Regions from separate parts of the Homo sapiens genome. Here region 1 is linked to region 2. The links are chromatin loops, found by intact Hi-C in ENCODE. Cell type or tissue: MCF 10A. All regions are shown on one strand. Links, peaks and the distances in the headings refer to the core of each region. The heading gives the core; the rest is flanking DNA. Region 1 overlaps NXPH2 (neurexophilin 2). Region 2 overlaps NXPH2 (neurexophilin 2).

Region 1 (10,658 bases), core at 1,458-9,457, 71 kb after region 2:
TGGGAATTGAACAATGAGAACACACGGACACAGGAAGGGGAACATCACACACTGGGGCCTGTTGTGGGGTGGGAGGAGTGGGGAGGGATAGCATTAGGAGATATACCTAATGTAAATGACGAGTTAATGGGTGCAGCACACCAACATGGCACATGTATACATATGTAACAAACTTGCACGTTGTGCACATGTACCCTAGAACTTAAAGTATAATAAAAAAATAAAATAAAATAAATAAATAACAATTTCTACAACTTTTTGTGCATCAATCATACCTCAATAAAGTAGCTTTTTTTGAAAGACAAAAAAAAAGACATCTCACAGCTAAATTTGCATTTTAGAAAATTTACTGGGCCTAATTCCTAATGGGTGGAGCTTAACATGAAATGATGGCAAGAGAGAGACAGTGCCTCTTCCTGTGGTCTGAATCATCTCTTAATTCCAGGACAGTCCTGTTGAACCTTTTCCAGGACTTCTGAGACAGATACGGGAAGAGGTTGCTGGTGGGAGAGAAGAGAAAGAAGACCCCACTAGGAGATCACCAGAGAAGTAGAAAAGGCTTTGATTTTTATCTCCTTAACAAATAATTCCAGATGCCAGGAAAGACGCCCCTCATTTCCATTATATTTCCTGGTTGACTGCTTTATTGATTAAGTTTTAATTAGGATTTAAAACATTTCCCAAAGTGGTCTAAGGAAATAAAAAGTTGTGAGAGGTCCAGGCAGTTACACACTTCCAGTCAGATTTATTTTTTCAATTTTTGTTAGGTACTTATTGTAAATCAGACATCATAAGAGGGGCTAGAGACATACGATGAATAAGATCAAGTAGCAGCCATCAAGGAATATACAAGAGGAAGAACCAAGTCAAAAAACAAAAATGATAATAATAAACAGTGTGACAAGCATGGTGACCTATACTTTGATGGTTTACTCTGGGAGCAGCATGGAGAGACACTTGGCCCTAAGTCCAAACCTGTGATTAAGTCACCATCAAGTAACCTTATATAGATTGTCCCCAGCTTACTTTGGTTCAACTTAAGATTTTTCAACTTTGTAGTGTTATGAAAGCAATAAGCATTTAGTAGAACATCAATAAATTACATAAGATATTCAACACTTTATTATAAAATGAGCTTTGTGTGAGAGGATTTTGCCCAACTATAGTTGCCCAACTAAAGTAAGAGTTCTGAGCACATTTAAGGTAGATTAGGCTAAGCTATGACGATCAGTAGGTTAAGCGTATTAAATGCATTTTCAATTTATGATATCTTCAACTTAAATTGAGTTTATTGGGACATAACCCCATGGTAAGTCAAGGTGAATCTATAACTAGGTTCTGTGGAGGATACAAGAAAGCAACAGGCATAACTGAGTTAATGAAAGTAAGATATTTACACATGAGCATATCTATTAAAATCAAACAGGCTCTCCAGAGATACAGAAACAGTAAGATAGAGAGGTAGATATCTCAAGAGCTGTATTTCAAGGAATTGGCTCACATGATTATAGGGATTGACAAGTTCAAAATCCATAGGCAGATCAGCAAGCTGGGAATTCTTGGGCAGGAGTTGATGCTGCCATCTTGAGGCACAATTTCATCTTTTTCAAGGAAACCTCAGTTTTGCTTTTAAGGCATTCTAGCTGATTGAATAAGGCCAACCCCAATAATCAAGAATAACCTTTTTAACTTAAAATCAACTGATTGGTCTGGAGAAAACACCAAAGATGTGGCTGGGCAACTTTTGCCAAAGACACATGGATGCAATCTGTCATCTCAGCAGAGACCAGGAATAGAGATGCAGATATCCAGTGAAGATGTGTGGAAAGCCCTCTTGTTGATGGGTTAAACTCCCATGAATTTCACAGGAGACTGAAAAAGTTTTGAAAATTTTATACTGCCAGTAATATTGCCAGCCTGGACTGATAGGGACAGAGAAGGGAAGAAATGAAGGGAGCATGACTCTGAGGGCAGATCCATGGATGTAAAGGGGACTCTTGGGCTAAGAGGGCAGGGCAGCCACCCCAGCAAGTCCAGAGGACAATGAGCTTGCTCCTGCCCGGAACAGTCCCAGTTCCTTCTGGTCTGGACTTGGATGGCAAATGCTGAAACAGGAAAGTGTCATCCAGGATTTAGGGAGGTCTAGATAAAATTGACCCTGATTTGGATTTAGATTTTACTTGTAGTGATTGCAAGATCTTTTTTCCAGAGCATTTGACCTATTATGCAACTAAATACTGTATATTGTTCTTAAAAATAAAGATTATATATAAAATATGGATCATTTATATTACAGATAGAAAATATGAATTAAATATTAAAATGTTAACAGTTATCAGACTTTAATTTTTCTGTTTTCTTAGTTTCATTTTCTAGAATAAACTTTTTACTTTATAATGAGAAAAATTGTTTTTTATTTATAAGGCAAATATATTAATCAGGTTTTTTTGTTATTTGACTTTTTGTTTTGTTTTGTTTGTTTTTGGTGTTGAGTCTCATTAGAGTATTACTATAGAAAGTACAATGGCCTTATACAAAGACCAGATTCCTAGGTTTATTGCTGCCTCTCAATACTTGGACCTTGGACAAGCCACTTAACCTCTCTAAGGCTATTTCCTGCCCTACATACCTCATAAAGTAGATGTAAGAATCAAATGAGGTTATTTGTGAAGGCTCTGTAATTCTCATTAGAAATGTCAGGAATGATTATTGCAAAAATACTTTTAACACAATTATCAGTTTCAAATGCACAAGTAATAGGCATTTATATTTTCAGTTGATAGATATTTTATAGTTTGTAAACTGTCACTGAACTTAAAAACATATTTATATTGGATCATAATGAAGTAGCATATTTATGTAGGATCTTGTAAAAATCCCCAATACACTGTGAATATTTACATTTAAGTGAAATACTGTACTATGTATCTAAGAAAGTTGGAAAATTTATTTTAAATTAACAAATGTCATGTTTGGTGAAAGAATGTAACCAATAAATTAATGCTAACATCATGAACAAACACAACAACAGCAAAAAGTGGACTGATTGTAGATACAAATCATATCTACAAAATCCCTTCATGGTAACACCTAAATTAGTGTTTGGTTAACTGGATACTGTAGCCTAGCCAAATGGACACATAAAACTCACCATCACAGTGAGTATGTGCTAATTGCCAAATTAATGGTACCTGAAGACCGAAATATTAAATGGATTTGATAGTAAAATACAAAGCATACACAAAGTCACTTTTCCAAACCCACACCGCGTGTGTCTTCTTCCTCCCCTGTATACGTCTCCTCATCCCTCACTGAAACTCTGCCGAAAATGGCATGGAAATAGAATAATCTGGCATTACTATTCCTCACTTGACTGTTCTTCCCTCCATTGCAACTTTCCTTTTTAAATGCCAACTTTTAGCGGTCAAGACATAGATTCATGTTGTCTCTCCCAGGCCATTATATTTCAGAAGTATATATGTGTTCCCATCATGTGAAGCTCATGTCTCTCATTGAAAACTTGAATGATGAAAGTAGACAGTGCCACTTGCCATGCTGAGTCACTTACTCCTTAGCAACAAAAGCAGTATTTCAGTCTACTAGATTATCAAAAGAATACCTTGTTTGACTTCGCAAAACTTGTATTGAGACTGTGATCTGACCATTTTTAACTCAGGACACACAGCCATATCATATTTAGCAGCCCCTTCCAACAAAGCATCTTTAACATTTGTTTCCAGCCCGTTCATAATTTGTTAAAGAGCTCTGTTAATTCAGCTTTCTAATACAAAATAAAATCTAAGTTTTCTTTGACACTATCCTCCTAAATATTTACAGAGAACTATGGTATGTGCATGCATACATGATATTTCTGTGTGTCTAGAGTGTGTAGGCATGCGTGCATGCATGTGTGTGTGTACTGAATTTTTTGCAGAGGTTGGTGTCACTGATTTTTCAGATTACTGTCATCAAGATAAAATAAGAATTGCCATATTTAACCTTAGCAATAAAACTACTGCCAAGCATTGCAATCTAGGTTTTTTGGCTCTTACTGCTAAGATTTCTGTCTTCACATTTATGTTTCCTGTTAGTTCCTGTATCAATTTAGAATAACGTAAAGGGTAGCTATTAAAAGATATCTGGAAGGTAAAATGAATTTGCCACTCTCAGCAGAAAGGATGTCCACTGTTTAGCTTTCTTCTCCTAAGCAATCATTTGTTTTTCAACTTACAAAATGAATTTTGGAACAATGCCACATTATGCCACAAAATATTAATAGGTACAATTAGTACATTGATATATGTTTGATTCTATCATTTTTCATTCTTTTTTTGTCATTCTTCTTTTAATCTACTGTGACAGTTCTGTAATGGAGCACCAGAAATATGACTCTAGGGCAAGCCATACTACTAATCATCAATACAGCATTGTATGCTGTCCGGCAGATGCATGTTCCTGTTTTGTCAGCAGGGATGACATTCTGCAAAATTTCTACCCAGAGAAATGCTTTCCAAGATTTGTTTACAAGCAATAAATTTAATGGTATGCTGAATTTGATCATTAATTATATATTTTGTTTGTTATATTCAAATGGGATGCCGATAAAATTGATCATGACAGGGTTTTGGGTTTTTTTCTGTTGTTCTTTCTGCTGAGCAACTTGTCATTTTAGTTTTAGCTGCAGGATATAGGACAGTACTGTCAAAGCAATCTAACTATGTAAGCTATATGTAAGCAACTCAAATGAGGCTTTGAACCACCTTTTATTATTGGTTCTATAATTCTTCAACTGTAAAGGGATCTGTAAGCCACCTCTAGATTGTATAATAGCGGTCACTTTGGGGTTCTTGGCTTAAATTAATAACCCCAGTGAAATCATTAATGACCACCAATATAGATCCCATCGTTAACAACACCATGAACAAGTCCATTCAGAAAACCACTTATTCTTCCAAACTTGCACTTAGCAATGGTCATCATTCTGAAACAACAATAATAAATACTTATAGGGTATCCAAGACCGAAAAGCCAGCTGCCTTTAAAAAAATATTTGTACTGATCTGTATGAAATTTTCTCTAGTAGAATATGCCAGTCCTGTTATCAAGGAAAAGCCAACTTTCTCTCCCGGCTTGCTGCAAATCCACACATTTGGAGTATTCAGCTCATTCAGCTTAGTCCTGGAAAGTCAAAATTTTCTTCTTTGATAAGTAGAGGACTACATATTTTTGGTGTACTATAAAATAGTTACAACATTCCTTCTTAGTGGTAGGTGATCTATGCAATCTATGCATTGTGTATTATATATGTTATAGCAAGTGCTTCATATTAAACCAGTAAAGACATAACACTTTATATTGAGTATAAACACAGAAATCTGAAAACATTCTCTTAAAGTATAGATGCCTCTTCAATTTTATGATTATGGGGGGAAATTAGGTTGTTTTGCTTTGCCTTCCATTTAGAACAATCAGTAATCCCTGTGAAAACTATGGGTGTTACCTACATTTATTTTCTGTTAGCATATTTTTAACACACCTATAAACATAAAGACAACTCTATATTGTTTCAGAGTATTCTTTTTAATCCATAGTTACCTAATTATCAAGTAGCACTAATACATATTATATTGATTATATAGAAGAGGGCTATAGCATAATCATGACAAAGGGTTAACTGTCTCAGAACCCAAGACTGCATCTTATGCACCTTCAAAAGCTCTTTGGAGGTAGAAAGGTGAAAGGCCAGGCCTGCTGAGGTCATCACTTCCAAGCTCTGTAGCTGGTAGCTGCAAGTCAGGAATTCAGCAAAGACTGAACATCGGAGCCTGTTTATGGTCATGAAAATAGTCACCAAGTTAGCCTTTCACTGGGAAAAAAATATAACTGTTGTCTTAACAATGTTATCACACTCTCATTAGTAATTATAAACAAATCAATATACAATTTGGAACCAGATACAAAGGAGTATAAATTCCAAGATCAATTGGTTTTCTTGTCACAAATTCATTGTTTATCAACTATCAGCCAGTAAGTCCTGGATTTCATTTCACTCATCCAAATAAAGATATTAATTGTTTAGTTCTGTTCACTCCCTGCCCTGTTGCTTACCCTGTTCCCTTAATTAGGATTAGCATTTCCACCTTCTGATATACCGAGATGTATATATATATAGAGAGAGAGAGAACAAGAGATGGGACCTTATGAGAACTATGACTAGGTGAATTGCTTCACCCCCTTGCTGTCTGCAAATTGTCTGAAGACAGGACCTGTGTCTGTCCTGCTCAGCAGTGTACTCTCAGTGCCTACAGCACAAATGTGGGCTCCTGAAATGTGTTTGAAAAGTGTGTGTCAAATAAGTGTTTAAAAAAATGAACTCATACATTTGTGAACCTGGTTGAGGGTCTCCTCACTTCTCTGGGGTGCAGTATTCACCTCCTTACAAGTATTCCTACCTGTAGACAAGCCTCACTCTAATTCACTTTCCACTTTGCAGCCTCCTTCATCTCTTTGAAGTGCAACCATATCTTGTGCTTTTCACCATTTTACTATTAAGAAAACCAAGCTCAGAGAGGGAATGTGGCTTGCACAGTGTGCTGGGATGGTTAAGTTACAGCACCCATTAACCATTTTTATGCTCCTGATGCCAAATCCTTCTAATAAATCAAAGCACTTCTGTTCCTGTCTCTTGCTCTTCCCTGCTTGTCCTGATTGACTTCATTGCCCCTCCTTTTCTTATTCATTTCTTTGCTCTTGGGACAATTTTTCTGATTGGGTAAATTCAGCCACTGGAGGACGCAGTGACAGATCTTTTTCTGCAATGCACTGATTTGATTGGGACACTCCACTTTTTCTTCTCAGTCCAATGATTAGCCAGTACAATGTTAGAATACAATAATATTCCTGTGATTGCAGGTATAGGCAAAATCAGTGAAGCAATAAACTTAATCCTGCAAAAATAAAATAGTATTTTTGTGGAAATATTTCTAAACTGATTTACGCTTTCCATTTTCTTAAATAGGGTGTGTTAATGTCACCTAGTCTCTTCTTGCTGAGTCAGAAAGGGCATATATTCAGGCCTCGGCCCGGCGCAGTGGCTCACGCCTGTAATCCCAACACTTTGGGAGGCAGAGGCGGGTGGATCACCTGAGGTCTGGAGTTTGAGACCAGCATGAACAACATGGAGAAACCTCGTCTCTAGTAAAAATACAAAATTAGCCGGGCGTGGTGGCGAATGCCTGTAAACCCAGCTACTCGGGAGTCTGAGGCAGGAGAATGGCGTGAACCCGGGAGGTGGAGCTTGCAGTGAGCCGAGATCGCGCCACTGCACTCCAGCCTGAGCAACCGAGCGAGACTCCGTCTCAAAAAAAAAAAAAAAAAATTCAGGCCTCTCCTACTCCCCCGCTGCCACGTAGGTGAAGAGTCAATATGTGCTAATAAACTTGTCATTTAGACTTGCTAAACACTGGCCTAGGACAGCAAGGGTGGTGGCAATATCTCTTCTCTTAGTGTATCTGTAAGTAACAAAAGTACCACCTATTAGGACTGTTCTGATAAAGGCATGATTTACATTAAATGGAAGTTGAACCCCAGAAGCTCAAAGTTTTAAATGCTTTTTGTTTAGTTTTCGTTATTCAGTGAGTGTGGAGAAATCTCTTCCCTTTGCGGTTCAGGATTCAACCCAACATGTAGCTCCGGAGAAGAAGCGGAGCTATCACAATGATGAACCTGTAGGAAAGCGTTATCCTATAAACGTGGAAAATATCTGACTGTCATAGAACCCAGAGGAAACCAAGTAGCGTTTGTGTCCCTGCACCACCCAGAGCACTACATATAGAATCATCCTTAGTGATGTTTTCTTTCATTAGCTCCCTTCCCTTTGATAAACAAGTTGACCTACAAAGAAAGCCGCACCTAAAGACTGATCCTTTCTCACTGGATGTGTAGAATAAAGTAAAATGGGCAGGCTCCTAAACTGAGAAGGGATATTTGATTCTAATGTAGTCAGCAAGTAATTCTAATTCTGTATAAGATATTCATAGAATAAGCTCTTTTTTATAGAGCTATCAACTATCAAAGTGGGTACAATTTTTAGGGAATTAATATTAAATAAAAATAAAATAGCAATATGAATAATGGTGATGACAGACACATTAACAACATGTAAAATTGCCAGGATAATTTAGAAATAGTCTGTAAATTCCTAAACAACTCTGAGGTTATTTTAGATAATTCAGTGATACTGTAAAGAGTTATAAATTGAAATTTTGGAGTTCCTGACTTAAAAAAAAAAAATCCTAAACCAAGTGCCACGGAATTAAAGGTAATTTCAACTAAGGTTATAATAACAACAGTCTGCAACCCTTATGAGAATTCTGAAAGCAAAACCTTAAAAAGATACATTTGCTCTACCTCAGCCAGATCCAGATTAACATTACAGTGGCACGTCACAGTGACAAGTTGCTTAACATTTACCCTTGAGAGGGAGTGATGAAAGCCGCACTTTACCTCTGTGTATTTCCTCCTCAAAACCCCTAACCCTAGCGTAATCATGAGAAAAATATAGAATAAAGCAAAATTGAAGGGTATTCTACAAAATATCTGCCAGGTACTTCAGAAAACATTTAAGTTCATCCAAAACAAGGAAAGTCAGAGAAACTTGTAACCAAGACAAGTTGAGAATCTTTGTAACCTAAGGATTGGTGATGACCAAATTTAATGTGGGATCCTGCACAGGATGCTGGAGCAAATAAAAGACATTAAAGAAAAACTAAGAAGATCCAATTAAAGTATGGACTTTAGTTAGTAATAATGTATCAATATTGGTTTAATAGTTGTGGCAAATATACTATAGTGTTAGATGTTAACGGTAGGGGATACCGAGTGCAGTGTCTGGGTGCAGGGTCTATGGGAACTCTGTATTATGCAGCTTTTCTGTAAACTAAAATTATTCCAAAATAAAAATGTTTATTAAAAAATATATAGCGAATACAGTTTAAAAAGTCTCTTCTGATATAATGTTTGCAGAGGAAGATGCTTTTTAGTTTATAAATTATTTCCATAATTTGTGACAGGTCTCACATCTGCTACTATAAAATTCATTGCAGCTTCTCTGCCTCTTGGGAAAAAATGCATTTAATTATCAGTAAAATTCAACTTTAGCTTGTTATGATGAATGATTTGAACCTGTCAGCTTTTCCCCCCTAAAAACAAAAGAACCAAAATGAAATACAGTCTTATTCTTCTACTCCCTTCCTTCCACCTGCTTCATTTAATTGATGAAGGCTTCTGCATTTATTAATCTTTTTGAGCTCTTCTGTAAGACGCAGAAAAAGCTAATATGATATCATTGTATCTAGCTAATGTGTGTGCTTTGTGAAATTGATACACCCTGCCAAGACATAAATTACTTAAGCTTTGATAAATGTGTTGAAATCAAGGAATGTTCAAACAGATAAAGCACAGCAATTTTTCTTTCTTCCCCTTTGTAAAACTCCATTTTATGCTTGAGGTTAAATGTTTTTGCATTATTATTATAATATGATGGGGGAAAAGACAGCAGGGATACTGAAATTAGCCCGAAGAGCCCCAGCAAATACAAAAGTAACCAGGAATATACAGCTACGTGTTTTGTAAATAACATTTAACAATCTTGCCTTGGACAGAGTGGATTACCAACAGATTCAGAGCCACCTACATTCTTCTCACAGCATGTTGTATCACAGAAATTGTCTGTTCAGGAATGAGGGCACCTGCCAGACACTTTATATTCTCAGCTCCCTTTGCTGATTCATGTAGTAGATTGGAATCAAAGATCTACAAACACATTTTGTTGGCAAAGAGAGCTCACCTGGGATTTGGATGTGACTCAGATGCCAGTAAGACTAGAAACATAGGGAAACATTTGATTGATGTTCTGGGGTTGAGTGGGTTGATTTCTACTTGGTCATTAATTTATCACATGGCACTGAACAAGTTGCTCAATTAACCATTAATCAGTTTCCTGGAGGCTTGAGAATTCATAGAAACCTTTGGAGACACTTCTTGAGTAGGAGGCATGAGATTATCCATTGGACCATGGAAGAGCCATCAGTCATCGAATGCCTTAATAGGCCCAGTAATTTCCGTCCATTCTTTTAGTCCTTACAGCCAAACAGCAAAGGAGATGTAGGTGAGAAAACTGAGGTTCATGTCACACACTTGAGCAAGGGGTGACAATGGCATTAGGCAATAAATCCTGTGCTCTGATATGATGGAAACATCATATCAGGCTGCTTCCCTATTGGGAATACATGGGTAAGCAGTGGGGAGGTGGGAAGGGTTGTGGCTCATCAGCCTCCAGTCTTCTGATTAGGTCTTCATGTTGAGCATGTGGACTGGGGACTTAGGTCATATAACCATCTAGGTAGACCTGGTGTAGAAAAGGGTGCCTGAGCTCTCAACAGTGATGTTATAAAGTGATGATTAATAACAAGAGGAAGGCTGAACAAGTTACACCAAGGCTGAAAGTTGGGAGGGGAGATAAAATTGTCATCTGTTTAAAGACATAGAGAAATATATTTGCCCTTTACATTATATTCTTCTACCAGTAAACCACTGTCAGATAGCTTTTTGAGATTTGGGTTTAGATTTGGAAGTCAGCACTTGTGAGAACTGTACGT
Region 2 (10,658 bases), core at 808-8,807:
GTCCAAAATTAAGGCTATAATTTAATACAATAAATTACCTCTTAGTCCACTTAACTGATTTGCCAGCCTAACTAGTGGCTTTGATTCCCCTGTCAGATATACTAACTAGTCTTGTGGAACACTGAGAGTTTGAGGCCATGAGCGAAAACTTCTGCTTCTGCCAATAGAGTTGCTATTATTATATCAGTGTTCTTTTGTATCCAACGTATTTATGCCACCTCCACTTGTTATTGTGATACTGTAATTTAATTAATTATTATTGTGGATTGATAAAAATTGTTTCCCAAGAGCAAGAGATTTTCTTTCATAAAAATTCAGTTAAACACTTTTGAAAGATTAAGTAAAAGCTACTTTTTTAAATAGCTGGGGAAATTAGCATGACCAACGCATTTGAAACATAAAAAGGCAAAAAAAAAAAAAAGTCCTAAAATTTTAAGCACATTCTGCACCTAGATTTCTTTTCAAGTGTGTCCATTTTGGGGGTGCTTAAAATAATTGGTGCTGAAAAATCTTAGAGTAAGTGTGGTTTCTGCAAGAAATATAACACATAACACCCATTCTGAGGGAAACATATCTTGGCCTAACAGTGAAAGATTGGCATTATATGTTTTGATCAAAATGAAAAAGATTTATATTGGAAGTTCTAGCTAGTTCAATAAGACAAGAAAACAAAATCAATGGTGTTCATATTAGAAAGGAAGAAATAAAACTGATTACATAAAGAGTAATTAATAAATATTCATTTAATTAATAAATATTACATTATTGAATAAGTAGAAAAATCCCAAAGAATCAATACAAAGAACAATAAAAACTCCTGGAATGAATAAGTGAGTATGGCAAGGTCTCAGGATACAAGGTTAGTAAGTTCATTTGTTTCCTGTATACCAGTAAAGAACAACTGGAATTTGAAATCTGAAACATCCAGTTTTACAATGGCACCAAAAAATATTGAAATATTTAAGTATAAATCTTATAAAATATGTACATGATCTATATGTGAAAAACTACAAGACACTGATGAAAGAAAACAAAAAAAAATCTAAATAAATGGAGAGCCAGTGCATGTTTGTGAATTGGAAAACTCAATATTGTTAAAATGTCATTTATTCCTAACTTGATCAACAGAGTCAATGCAATACCAATTTAAATTCAAGCAGGCTACTTCGCAGATATTGCAAACTGGCTCTAAAATTTTTATAGAAAGTCCAATACCTAGAATATCCAACATAATACTGAGAAACAAAACTGAAGGGCTCACATTACCTGATTTTAAGACTTACTATTAGGCTGTAGTATTCAATACACCATGGTATTGGTTAAAAAAAGCAAATATAGACACATAGATCAATGGTGCAAAAAAGAGAACTAAGAAACAGCCCTGCACAAATATAGTCAGCTGATTTTTGACAAAGGAACAAAGGCAATTCAATGGAGAAAGTATAGCCTTTTCAACAAATGATGCTGGAACAGTTGGTCATTCATATGCAACATATGTATGTAGACATAAAACTTACACCTTTCACAGCAGTAATTCAAAACAGACCATAGACATAAATTTAAAATGCAAAACTACAAAACTTCTAGAAAAAAACCACAGGAGAAAATCTATGTGACCTTGGGTCATATAGAGGCACACTTTGCGAAAGAAAAAATTGACAGCTTGAACCTTATTGTAATTAAAAACTTCTCAGTGAAAGCACTATTAAAAGAATGAAAAGATAAGCCGTATACTGAGATATATATGCTGAATATATATCTGATAAAGAACTTGTATGCAACATATACAAAGAATTCTTAGAACTCAACAGTAAAAAGCAATTTAAAGATGGCCAAAAGATCTGATACCTAATCATAGAAGATGTACTGATAACACATAAACATATGTAAAGATGCTTAACATCATTTGTCATTCATGATTGAACATTTAAACAACTAGAAGATACCACAATACACATAAGAATGCCTAAAATCCACCAAAATCTAACAATACCAATTACTGATTAGGATGCAAAGCAACAGGAACTCTCATTCATTGCTGATCAAAACACAAAATTGTATTGCAATTTTGGGATGTAGCTTGACTGTAATATTTGGAAGACAGTTTGACAGCTTCTTATAAAGCTAAATGTATTTTTATTATATGACCCAGGAATTGAACTCCCAGATATTTACCCAATAGGTTTGAAAACTTATTTCCACAAAAAATGTCTGCATGCAAATGTTTATAGCAGCTTTATTTATAATTACAAAGAACTGGAAGCACACAAGCTGTGCTTCTATAGTTAAACAGATAAACAAGCCATGGTACCTTCATACAATGAAATACTATTCAGTGATAAAAACAATTTGAGCTACCAAACCATGAAAATGTATAAATGAACCTTTAATGCACACTGCTGAGTAAAAGAAGCCAGTCTAAAAGACCACACACTTTCTAATTCCAATTATGTGACATTCTGGAAAAGGTAAAGCTATAGAGATGGTAAAAAGATCAGTGGTTGCCAAAGGTTCAGAGGGAAGGGGAAGGTTTGGATAGTGAAGGACAGGCTGTATTTTAGTCTGGTGAAACTATTCTATATGATACTCTAATGGTGGATATGTGATGCTATGCATTTGTTAAAGTCCATACAATTTTCCAGTGTGGTGACTGAATCCTTACATATGTAAACTTAAAAAATCAATAAAGAGGCTGGGGGATTTCAGGATGAAATACAAAATATGACAAAATAGCCTAATTGTATTAAAATTATTTGAAACTGTAGTCCCAGGTATTTGGGAGGCTGGGATGGGAGGGAATCACTGGAGCCCAGGAGTGTGAGTCCAGACTGGCAACACAGCAAGATCCCACCTCAAAAAACAAACAACAAAAAAAATTGAAATAACCTCACTGAAGAGGATAGGGAGGGGGTGATGTTTCCTGATCTAAGTAATTGTATATATGAATGATGAGTGGAGTCTGTAAAACTAACAGCAAGAAACTGTATATAAGCACTGTACTCTAGTTAATAAAGTTATTTTCCATGGAGTTGTAGGTTAACAATTCTTGTGTCACAATACATGAATACTGGAATAGATCAATTAAGTCAATGTATGGTGTACAGTGGGAGCTGGATTTCTCACTCTGAAGCTGGAATTTACAGATATCAAGGGGAGGAGGCTACAGTGATCTATTTGGTGATGAATTAGAGTTGGTGACATCTGTAGACACTCAGTTTTAGTTTAATGCAGATACACATGGTTGCACATAAAAATATTTATAGATATATGTATATATTTACAAGTTAGCATACACATATATATTTTCTTGCTCTTACCAGCTGAGAGGGCCTGAAAACAAAACACTCCAGTAGCAATGAGCATGCCTAGAAACCAGATTTTGGTTTCTAATACCATTTTTCATACAAGAAAAGAATTAAGGCTTCTTGGAGAAATGACTGATTCTAGAACCTGGGCAGGAAATATACAACATGGTCCTAGAGTGTCTTGTAGTGCCAGAAAGTAAGGAGATGCTCAAAAACAAAATTATCAACACAAACCACAAGCAAACCCTCACTGTCACAAGGACCCAGGAGCCAACTGAAAGAACCCTCAGTGGTCAAATCTTGGTCAATGTGAACAACAGAGTAAATTAACATTAGATTATAACCCAAAGTATAAAATCAATAACCATTTATCCTTACTGATATAAATTATTGAATAAACAAATGAGGAATAATAAATTTCCCATGCAGAAGGATTCCAAATGGTTTATATAGATACTTCACCCTCAAGGAGGGGAAACATAACTTAAGCGTGGGCTGTGCATAATAACTTCCTTCGAGACAATACCGTATGAAAAGGGGAAACATAAATTTATAATGGAGAAAGCTGACAGCCATACCTCATCCAGATGATCAAGGTTAAAATTAACGTAATGTCATGTTGATTTTATATATCCTTAACACAGTGGATGAAAAACAGCATGTTGTCTATGTAGTATTCCTCTCCCAAACATGTAATCCCAGTCTGATTATGGGAAAAACATCAGACAAGTTCCACTTGTAGCACATTCTTTAAAAACCTGACCAGCATTCCTCAAAACTGCTAAGGTCGTCGGAAACAAAGAAAGTCTGAGAAACTGCCACAGCCAAGAGGAGTCCAGGAGACACGATAGCTAAATGGAATGCGTACCTGGATGGGATCCCGGAACAGGAAAAGGACCTTAGGAGAGAACTGAGGAAATCTGAACAAAGTATGGGCTTCAGTTCATAATAATATATCAATATTGGTTTATTAATAATATCAAATATACAATACTAATATAAGATGTTGAAACTAGGGAAATTAGGTGTGATGTATATGGGAACTCTGCTTTCTTGACAATTTTATGCAAACTTAAAACTGTTCTGGCATTAAAAGTATGTTTAAAATGTGTAAGACAGTGTATGATGTATGAGGTTGTACATGTCTCAGATGTAGATATCTCTTTTGAACTGGCCCAGTGCCAGACCTAAAGGCATCAGATAAGAGGCCCTCTCCTGAATTCTCCGTTGTTAATTTTGTGCCAAGAACTCTACTGGATGCCTGAGTTTTATTATCTCATTCAATCCCCATCACAACCCCACCGGGACAGTGTTTTTCTTTCAATCTAGGGATAAGGAGTCTGATGCTGAGAGAAAATGAGGGATTTGTCAGAATCCTGGGCCTAGTAAATAAGATTTGAGTGTAAAAGAAATCATATGTGGACTTTCTCTCTTTACATTGCCTTATCGCATTGTTAGATACAGGAGGCCTTTAATAATGTTGTTAGCTAAAATTAAATCATTCTTTATTGCTTTATTCTCAAAATTTATTTCTTATCCTTTTGGGCCTCTATTTCATAGTTCAATGTATTTTTGAAACCAAACTCAAAGTAATTTAAGCATCTCAAATATTCCTAGAGTTATCTCTCCACAGTCTCAGCAATGTCTGTTATTCAGTTCAGTATTGAGCACTTCTGAGTATTACATTTAGGACTTACCATTACAATTTAAATTCAGTATTACTTACAACCTTTCAAATAAGAATTGAAGACACCCTGGAAAAAATATGATAACATTAATTTTAAAAAATCTAAACAGAATTATGAGGGAATAAATAAATACTTTAACCATAAAGGTTAATACACTTATTATAATTCATCATGAAAGCTGACACTATTTTATCTGGTGGCCAAGAAAAATAAGGAAATATGGTTATATTATATGTCTCCTTTGAAGAGAGAACATACCAGTTTCTCAGAGAGGCAAAACTTTCCCCTGTTAGAAAGTCTGAATGGATTTATTAGGATATTTTAAGGAGGTAAAAGGAAAAAATTGTTCACAATAGTTTCACAGCCAATATGGAAATAAAATTTATATGGTTGTTTCTCATAAAATCTGACAAACAGATTGAAGCCATAATAATAAAAGGCAATTCAAAGCACATAGTTATTTGAGATGATGTTATAATGTAGTTCATGTATTTTGGAATACATTCCAAATTTTAAGTTGAGGATATATTAGACAACTGAGAGAAGTATATAGTTAACCTTGTTCTTAAAATTATCTTCCCTAAATATTATCTTTCTTATCTGGGTTTCTGTGGGTAGCTGGATCTCAGAGTGTGATCTGTACTGCTACTGATTCCATGCACAAATGTTTTTGCCAAGTACCTTCTGTGTCAAGATATTCTGGTTCATTTGACAACTAGTTACTTGCTCTCATGAGCATATATTCTAGCAGAAAGATAGAAAATAGCAGTAAGTCTCTAGGAGACTGTTGGGCAGTAAAGGATGCTATGCAGGAAACACAGGGTAATGAGAAAGAGATGGGGGTGGGGGTGGGGAGGGGACGTGGGGTTAAGCAGGAGAGCACAGCTTTATAGAGGGTTGCAAGAGAAGGCCTAGATGACTTGGCATTTGATCTGAGCCCAGAGTGAAGTGAAGAAGCCAGACATGGAAACATCCGAACAAGATCCAATCACCTCCTACCAGGTCCCACCTCCAACACTGAGGATTACAATTCAATATGAGATTTGGTGGGGACACAGATCCTACTCATATCAAGCCTGTACTATTTAGATTTTTATGGTTGTTGTTGTTGTCTTGAAGTTACTGAGACTGTGTATACATCTCTTTTTACTTGTAATTTAATTTTTAAAGTGATATTTTTGTCCAGCAGATTTGCCATCATTCACTTATCTGCAAGACCTTCATAGGTAGGGACTGGGTCTTATTCACCTTTGTGTCTCTAATACCTAGGCATAGTTCCTGGGCTGTAGCAGCACTCAATAAATATTTGCTGAATAAATAACTGGACAAATGAATGAGATTTCAATCTGCTGGTTCACATTTACAGCTCTACTTCTGATGATGTTTATAACTCTACAATTTGGCTATTTACTAGATAAATACTTGTCTTAAAATGTCATGAGTTTTTTTTATTTTAGTACCCCAAAATGATGAATTACTTAATCCTTCATTTGCTTATGCCCCAGTGTATATTTGGACTATGTATTAATGTTTAGAATGAAATTATTTGCATATATTCCAGGTTACTTACTCTATTTACTTCATGAGAGATGTTAAAACCAGAACACAACTTTTACATTCACAAAATGCTTCTTTGAGCATAGTATATGGTGAGCTATAAAAGAAGCATCATTTCAATCTTCATCATGGAAAAGAATAAAGAAGACTTGTATTTTGGAAGTAAAAAAAATCTGCATTATTATTTTTATCCTATAGAAGCCTCCTGTCACCCTGAACATCATCGTGTATGTATCCCTTGTGTATTTTCTGTTAAGACGGAGAAGAAAACGATGTTTAAATTGAAATGTCTTCTAATCAGTGAAATGCCTACTATGCTATTTTCTTTGTCTTATTTGAGACTGGACACCTGTGGCCCTGGGTTCCTGGGTTCAACCTGACTTCTAAGCATCATTTGAAATGATGAAACAAAACAGTCCCTTTAAATAAGCGACACACTCTGTTTTATACAGATACTAGGAAACGCTTGCATTGGTCTTAAGTTTGTAGAAGAATATTTGCTCAATTAAATTTTATCTCTTACAAAGAACAAAATCTAGGTTGTGGTGTTTTTATAAGAGAAATGTTTCATGTCAGTGAAATTTATTATTTTATTCTGACATTATAAATTGTATTCTTAACTATTTGTGATTTAAAATTACTTTTTTTCTGCAACTGTCTTCAAAACCTTGAATATCTTTATTTTATTTTTACACTAATAATTCTGCTCAGGATAAAGAGGCAGATGAAAGATAAAGCATAAAGAAACCTCTTAATTCTTGAACGTGTATTAAATTATTATTTTAAATAAAAATTTACACTGAACATTTTGTACATTTGGGATCCATTATTGGAAAATGTTTAAAACATGTCAATAATCAAAGCTAAAGTATATAAAAGGAATTTTATAAACATAAAGGTATATCATTAATGTAAGGTATTATCATTAATAATAACTTTACTAGTTGTGTTGGTCCATTCTCACACTGCCATAAAGATACTGCCCAAGACAAGGAAAGAGGTTTAATTGACTCAAAGTTCCATATGGCTAGAGAGGCCTCAGGAAACTTACAATTATGTTGGAAGGGGAAGCAAGCATGTCTTTCTTCACATGGCAGCAGGAGAGAGAAGAGTGAGCAAAGGAGGAACTTGCCAAACACTTACAAAACCATTAGACCTCCTGAGAACTCACTCACTATTGTGATAATAGCATGGGGGAAACTGCCCCGTGATCTAGTCACCTCCCACCAGGATCCTCCCTCAACATCTGAGGATTAAAATTCAAGGTGAAATTTGCCTAACAATATCACTAATGAAATAAAAGCCATAATGAAACCTAAAACTTTAGGACTAGATGAAGTAAAGTCATAAGAAATTATGTCCTTTTGGTAAGAGCAGTAGTGAAAAAGCAAAAATGCAAAACTGCTTTTCTTTGATTCTTTTTATTATATAATCAGAGCATCCCTTACGCTTGCTGATCACAATGCATAATTTTATTTTTTTAATGTCTTTTTTAGTCTAACTTCAGGTGCTCTGCTTTGTACACTGATTCATCTTATTATTAGCTTTGCAATAATGTGCCATCTTTGATTTCTAAAAGTTAATCCAATAGTCAGTAAGTAGAAGCTTCTTCTTTTACTATTTAAATATGACAATTTCTTCTTTCTGTAATAAATACAGTTTCCATGGTATTACTGTATGTGTGTGCATGTGTGTATGTGTGTGCGTGCATGTAAGAGAGAGAGAGGGAAAGAGAGAGAGAATTTCAGATGCAGGCATTCTTTATTTCTAATTTATTTCTATCCATTTCAGCAATAAATTGTTCCAGGCACTACCACATTTTTTGCACACCGTTTGTTATTTGTACTCTATTCTTGTCCTATAATTGTCCCAGATTGGACCATATTGGAGAAACAGCCTAGAAAGTGGCCTTGTTGGGCAACAGGATGCCTCATTGCAATGCTGACCTGCAGAAGATACAAATGATGATATCGAGTTAACACCTAATGAGCTTTCATTCTCAAACACTACTGAAAGCCTTACAGCAGTCCTCACTGAGTCAACCGAGATAGATGTAACTGTCTCATTCCTGTGTTCCAGATTAGAAACTGAGGCTAGAGTGCTTAAGCAAACTTTAATTGCTCATTGTCCTTTTTCCTTCGTGACACATGGCAGTGTTACTTGCACCTAGCACAGTGCCTCCCACATGACAACATCGTGAAACACTGGATAAATGAATACATGAAGTAATTTACCCTGGTAAATGGCAAAGCTGATAAAGGGACCCATAGCTCAACTCTAGACCCACTCACTTAGCATCAAAACTATGTCAGAGGGAAGATGTTAAAATCATCCTGGAGAAATAAGTCCAGAAGTAGTGATCAGAGCAAAGACAGCCTGAAGGTGAGAGCCTCTAGGGAAGGTGTGGAGGAGAAAATAGAGCTGAGGCAAGGTAGATGGAAGCAGTAAACTGAAACTGGAGAGAAGGGAGGCAGCGTAGACAAATTCTGGAGAGATGGTTGATATCCCTCAATGGGTTTTATGAGTCCTTGGAAAACATCTTCTGTGGTCAGGCTAGTGGACTTCAAGAAGAGAGGGGACTCCCCCAGTCCTTCTCAGGCCTATGTAACAGGAAGGGTAGGCCCAGCCAGAGTGACTGAATTCAGATAAAAGATCCTAAAGTACACTACCACGTATGCATGGTGAGACTTATGGCCCCCTTTTTGACACCCACTCTTCCTAGATCCAACCAGGGAATAGCAGAACCTCCAATGTTACAAGGGTGCCATTTTCTAGAGATATCCATTAATACCATGAGGGTCTGACAGCCATGGGAGGGGACAGGTCACAATCAGGGGCCAAGTGTACCACACGGGGCCCCTTCACAGCCTTTGGGATTACATTCAGCTTTCCAGTTGGACCTTCAGTGCTCCATCCAGTTAGTGTCAAAGCACAGTCCCAGAATGAGGGCAGGTACCTCTCTGACTTCTTATCCTAATATCCAGCCCCTCCTCAAGCAATGCGCCCAACAACTACCAGCCCCAGAACACCTGACATCCAGCAAGGTTCACTGGGCAAGGGCATCAATTTTCTTTCCCTGCTTGATCTCCTTTAAGCTTAATAAGAACTGAATTGTCAACTTTGTCCACCCTCAGGATGCATGATAAACGTGCATGAATATTCATCACAGCACTACGTATGGTAGCAAATAATTAGGAATGACCTAAACGTCCATCAATAGGAGAATGTTCAAATATCTTGAGATTTATCTTCACAGCAGAGTATTTAACCTTAGGTGGGAGGGGAATATAATGTATTTGATGAAACCTTGATTTGGGTTGTTATCTACATATTTAAAAGAAGCTTCTTGCAAGATTTAGAAAAAACAAGGGTACCCTCTTTTCAGGATCAGGGCCAGGCACTGCGTTTATCATACAGTCACTTCTCTTTTGCTGTCTTCTGCTTCAAAACCCTTTTTTATAGGAAATTTCTTTGAGAAAAAGAAAATGAAAGGCAGTATGTGGTGGCAGTGGGAACTTCTGTGGGTTAGACAACACCAACAGCAGAATTCTCATGTGAAATTGATGGTAGGAATTTGGTCAGTGATAGTGGGGTCTTGGAGCTTTAAGTAAGAGAGGCCAAGGTGAGTAGGTTATGAGCAAGAGAGAGCAGTAGTCTTTTGGATGTCTTCCCATGTGCTCAATTTGACATTTCATTTACAAGAAATATTAGCTTCCTGGAGGACTGACAATGTCCTCATCCATTGTGGCAGTTTTGGGAAGCTGGGCCTACCAAGAAGGGCTTGCCCACCAAAGCTTCTTGTTGCCCTGAGGTCTGTCACAGACTAACCCTAAAGTCAGATACAGGTCACCATTCATCCTCTGTCTGGCTGGAGCCAGGCACGAGGGAGCATGGAAAGCTTTGGCCAGTTCCTCCCCAAGGGAGGTTCTTAGTTTCAGTCATGTCCCCAGGTGCCTGGAGGCAAAGTGAACTGCCGCTTCACAGGACACAAGTTGCACCTCTACTGAATAGCTTGTCCTTTCTTGAGGTCCCAGTAGGGAACAAGCACAGGCAGATAACAGAGGGATTGATGGGAGCTGTGAAGAAGTCTCCATAGGTACCCAGGGAC

Evidence for each region. Hi-C counts contacts between places; a loop is a spot of excess contacts. Peaks named below come from ENCODE experiments on the same cell type or tissue, not always from the same donor. Only the 100,000 strongest peaks of a DNase experiment are listed, where the experiment ranks them.
Region 1: a loop joins it to region 2, with 9 times the contacts of the local background. A loop is called at or near these places in 1 of 110 quality-filtered maps.

What each region holds. Positions count from the first base shown.
Region 1 is chr2:138,676,121-138,686,778 of GRCh38, reverse strand. The region is part of intron 1 of NXPH2 (neurexophilin 2); the gene reads left to right. Among named protein-coding and RNA genes, the nearest start is that of LINC02631, 80 kb to the right of the region's middle. In MCF 10A, for the core only: no CTCF peak of the experiment used is centred there; no DNase peak of the experiment used is centred there.
Region 2 is chr2:138,746,213-138,756,870 of GRCh38, reverse strand. All of the region lies in intron 1 of NXPH2 (neurexophilin 2), which reads left to right. Among named protein-coding and RNA genes, the nearest start is that of NXPH2, 29 kb to the left of the region's middle. RefSeq lists an enhancer at 1,690-2,191. In MCF 10A, for the core only: no CTCF peak of the experiment used is centred there; a DNase peak (open chromatin) is centred at 4,130.